Linked DNA regions of Mus musculus: region 2 is linked to region 1. A link is a loop called in an ENCODE intact Hi-C map of the cell type or tissue named here. Cell type or tissue: heart. All regions are shown on one strand.

Evidence for each region. Hi-C counts contacts between places; a loop is a spot of excess contacts. Peaks named below come from ENCODE experiments on the same cell type or tissue, not always from the same donor. Only the 100,000 strongest peaks of a DNase experiment are listed, where the experiment ranks them.
Region 2: a loop joins it to region 1, with 3 times the contacts of the local background. A loop is called at or near these places in 7 of 42 quality-filtered maps.

The regions. Positions count from the first base shown.
Region 1 is chr14:26,784,772-26,787,271 of GRCm38, reverse strand. It overlaps Dnah12 (dynein, axonemal, heavy chain 12), which reads right to left. Exons shown (of 75, transcript NM_001370884.1): 34 at 1,929-2,012; 35 at 1,226-1,414. Among named protein-coding and RNA genes, the nearest start is that of Dnah12, 94 kb to the right of the region's middle. In heart, a CTCF peak has its summit at 1,414; no DNase peak of the experiment used is centred here.
Region 2 is chr14:27,095,750-27,098,249 of GRCm38, reverse strand. Il17rd (interleukin 17 receptor D) reads right to left here. Exons shown (of 13, transcript NM_134437.3): 11 at 2,163-2,347. Among named protein-coding and RNA genes, the nearest start is that of Il17rd, 58 kb to the right of the region's middle. In heart, a CTCF peak has its summit at 1,254 (motif pointing right); a DNase peak (open chromatin) is centred at 1,269; H3K27ac peaks cover 541 bases.

The sequences.
Region 1 (2,500 bases):
ATTAAAGATTTTCTAGAATTTAACAAAAATGAAGGCACAGCATACCCAAACTTATGGGACACAATGAAAGCAGTGTTAAGAAGAAAACTCACAGCTCTGAGTGCCTTCATAGAGAAATTGGAGAGATCCTATTCTAGTAACTTAACAGCACACCTGAAAGCTCTAGAACAGAAAGAAGCAAACACACCCAAAGAGGAGTAGAAGGCAGGAAATAACCAAACTCAGGGTTGAAATCAATCAATTAGAAACAAAGAGAACAATACAAAGAATCAACAAAACTTGGTTCTATAAGAAAATCAACAAGATAGATAAACCCTTAGCCAAAGTAAGGGTACAGAGACAGAATCCAAATTAACAAAATCAGAAATGAAAAGGGAGACATAACAACAGGAACTGAGGAAACTCAAAAAGATCATCAGATCTTAATACAAAAGCCAACCATTGAAGTGAGATCGGGGACCCCTATGGAAGAGTTTGGGTAAGGATTGAAGGAGGTGAAGAAGATGGCAACCCCATATGCAGACCAACAGTATAAAGTAACTTGGACCTTTGGAAGCTTCCAGAGACTAAGCCACCAACCAAAGAGCATACATTGACTGGTCCATGGCCCCTGGCACATAAGTAGTAGAGGACTGCCTTGTCTGGCCTCAGTGGGAGAGGATGCAGCTAATCCTGTTAGAGACTTGATGCCCTAGGGAAGGGGGATGTCGGGTGTGTGTGTGTGTGTGTGTGTGTGTGTGTGTGTGTGTGAAGTGTGTGAGAGGGGAGCACCCTCTCAGAGGCAAATGGGAGGTAGGATGAGGGAAAAATTCTGGGGTTGGGGACAACAATATTTGGAATGTAAATAAATAAAATAAGGATTTTTAAAGGTCTAGAAACTATGGTTTAATACAAATATTCTAGGTAAGTTTAAGCTTTTAAGTTATTTGTAATTTAAGCAATATAAAAGCAAAGGAGTCTGCGTTTGTAAGGAAGATGCTTGTGATCCCGAATTTGGGAGGTGGAGGCAGGAGGATCAGAAGTTTAAGGTCCTCTTCAATTAAATAGTGAGTTCGAGGCCAAAACAAATAAACAAACAAATAGTAAATAAATAAATAAATAAAATAATAAAACAAAGATAAAGAAAAACCGACTTTATTCATTCCTGCATTGTGACTGTAAATTTAATTGAGTTTTACAGAATCTTCAGAAATTGGAGTCAGTCAGAGAATTACTGTGCTGTTACCTTGCATTTCTTCCTCCGAAATACTAAAGAAGGTGGTACTAGCCAGTCAAAGAGCTCTTTCAGCAGATTTTGATGTTCTAGTTCACTTAGAGGCTCTTTCAATGAGTTCAACCATGAAGCCACTAGTGGCTCCCATCCTAACTGTGACGGTTCCAAATAAATCATGCCGCAGCGACTCACAGTGGCTGGCTGGAGAAAAAGCAGAGATTTCCTTTTTCCATTTCCAAAAGAGATTGCTTTTCCAGGAGTGGTCCCTGACCTATAAGTCCTTTCAGGATGTATGTAGGTCACACCCATTTTTATACTCTAAAAAAACACTACATGTGCCCAATACAGAAAACTATTTTCAGTCAGGTCCTTAGCCATCTTCTACCTATTCATGTTTAGACATCGTCTAATCATGATTTGAAATGCCCAAACCTAACTAATTTCCTTGAAGAAGTCTTGAATCTTCTGCAAAATGAGGTCAAACACAAACATCATCTAAGGTCTTTCTCCTCCCGTTGCTCCCATGGATGCCCAGTCCCCTCTGTGCTCTCAGGACGCTTACATGTAACTGTGCACCATCTGCTTATCCGTTTTAAACATACACTGAGTCTTACCATCTGTCTATCCCCAGTGTTAAGCCCATCTTCGAACACAAAATATTTTGATTCAATAAATGAATAAACTATAAACCGAGTATTATATATTAAGAACTTACCGAAGCCTGTGAAAGGTCCATTGTTTCAAAGATGAGGCTCATTTGAGGGGACATTTGAATGATTTCTCCACTCATAAGGCAAAGCTAAAGGCAAATATTTTTCAAATATTTTAAAATTCAGATAGAATTGTTCTGTTTATAGATAAAAGATGTGCTGGGATATAAAAGCATGAATATGGATGGAAGCCAGAAAAAAAAATCCTAGTCTAGCCCTGTGTTTATGATGCCTCCTTAGTTTCGTTAATCTAAAATATTTCCTCTTCTATCAAATATGTTCAAAACTTGGATTTATCAATCACATGCTTTCTCTCAAATTCTCATCTTTTCTATTATTAAAACTACCTTATCTCAAGCTTCTTGGCTTAGAGATAATTAAATTTAATAATATCAGTGACTATTATTATTAACTATTCACACATCAAATTAATTTTGTTACATAGTCTCAACCACCTCCACTTCTCTCTCTTTTGTTTCCTCTCTGCTTCTACAATCTTCATTCTAGACTTGGGACTCTCTCTAGTCATATGCCAACAAAGAAGTGTCTAACATTTCTGGATTCATCTTGTTAGGTA
Region 2 (2,500 bases), 310 kb before region 1:
CTCCAATTGTTTTTTAATAGATCAATAAAGATGCCAGCGGCCAATGGCTGGGTAAAGGGAAATGGAGTGGGACCCTCAGATTTGTGTGGGCTAGGGTGAGGGCGAGGGAGAAAGAGGAGAATCGCCAGGATTCAGAGGGAGATGGATCAGACTTAGAGCTGCAGAAGGAAAATCATCTGGAATGTAGGTGAGAAGGAATGCGGCCCACAGAAGGGCTGCCCAGAAGCACCCTGGGCAGCAAATACTAGGGGGCCACCCAGAAAGAAAAGGGCAGCAAAAATAGATCATAGATTTAAAGGACATTGACTCAGGAGTACTGGAGGGAAATCTATGATAATCAGGCAGAGGACTAGAACTGCCTAGCCTTTGAGCTAGCAAAGTTAACTAGTGTGTGTGTGTGTATGTGTGTGTGTGTGTGTGTGTGTGTATCTTTCATTCTTGGATCAAAGAGTTCCTGGAAGCATGCGACCCACCGGGGGGCACAGAGCAGTGTAGGTAAAAACTCCACACTATCCATTCATTATGTACATTCAAGCTAACTGGTAGCTTAAAATATGTGGCCCCTAGGATTCTATACCACACAAAAATAGTGTGTCTACTAATCTTTTGACCTGTGTAGTTTGTTAAATCATATGTGGAATGTTTTACAAATCTGTAAAAACAAAACAAAACAAACAAACAAAAAAATCCCCTGTACTAGCTGATTTCATCTTAATAAATAAAACATAAGCACTTTTAAGAATATTCCAATCTGGGCTGGTGAGATGGCTCAGTGGGTAAGAGCACCCGACTGCTCTTCCGAAGGTTCAGAGTTCAAATCCCAGCAACCACATGGTAGCTCACAACCATCTGTAACAAAATCTGACTCCCTCTTCTGGATTGTCTGAAGACAGCTACAGTGTACTTACATATAATAAATAAATGAATCTTTAAAAAAAAAAGAATATTCCAATCTTTGACTGAGCAATTCCATTGTGAGGCGTTTATCCTTGAGAAATCATCAGAAATGATAAACAGAGACGCTTTACAAGCTGGGCTAACGCAGCTACAGCAAGTCACTATTATAGATGATGTAGCTATTTAAAGCAAAAACTATGTGCAGTCTAAAAGAACAGGGCAGGGATCTACCACCTCTGCCTGTGCTGTCCGGACAGCTGCAGTCTGCAGGGGTTTGCAGCAGCCATTCAGCTGCTGAACTCAACGCTTTCCCAGCAGGAGGCAATCCCACCAGCCTTTAAATACAGCTTATTAACACCAGAGGGCAGTCTCACCCAAGGAATGGGCCAAATGGACTAAAAAACATCACATGATAACTTGCAATTGTGGCAAACAGGGCATGCCTTCACAACAGCTTAAGAGCCCGCTGTAAAGACTAAGTGTCATTGTTTATGGAAAAGCTACATAATAGCTAACTCAAGAAGACCTAAGAAAGCTGGGCACAGGGGCCCACTCCTTTAATCCCAGCACTTAGGAGGCAGAGGCAGTGGATCTCTATGAGGCCAGCCTGGTCTACAAATTGAATTCTAGGATATCCAGAGCTACAGAGTAAGGAAAAAAAGAAGGAGGAGGAGGAAGAAGAAGAGTAGGAAGAGAGGAAGGAGGAGGAAGAGGAGGAAAGGGGGAAGCTGAGAAAGCAGCGTAGACATCCAAACATTCTGTAAACTCTGGCGCTCTCTCCTACTTCCTGGTTCTCTCTAGCTAAGGCCTTCTCACTGGTTTCTATGACTTCCTACCAATCGACCTCAGACCTCTGTTACACACTCCTCCCAGTGCCCAAGATCTCTTCCAGGGGCAGTCCTAGCCTCTATTCCCAATCCCAGCCAACCTCCCTCAGGGAACTGCCTAGACTCCTAAAAGCTGTCTTCATTGTGTCCTCTCCCTGACGTCCCACTGAGACAGTCTCACACTCTGGTCACGTGTTCCATGACAGGGCACTCACAGAACATCCTATCGCGTGGGAGGCGCTCAAAGCTTTCAAGTATAAGTGTGTCATGCGAAGCCTTTGCTGCTGGTAAGAGACAAGACAAATTCAAGACAGACTCTGGTTTGGAAAGTAAGATTCTAGGTAAGTAGGTTCCCAGGACAGCAATGGAGAGATGACACGGAAGAGAAAGACGGCGTACACATCCTGCCCAGGGTAAGAGAACAAACAGATTCCGTACCTCACAGCCACAGAAATCTTGCAGGAAATAGGCGAAACACTGGACCACGTTCATGTGATTCTGGCCATCTTTATTGGAGTAGCAGAGGAAGACCTTGGGCTGAGGCCGGAGCCTGTCTCTGGGGAGAGCCGCAGCGTATGTGGACGACTCCGGGCTTTCTTCATCTAAATGTGAATATATATTTTCTAAATTGGGAAAGAACATAAGGTTGACACCTATAAACAAAGCTTTGTCTTTTCCGTATGACCCAGGGCTCAGTGTCTCACGGCTGAAATCCTAGCACTTGGGACAGGGGACACAGAAAGGTCAGAAGGTCACGGTCATCAGCAACTACTTGG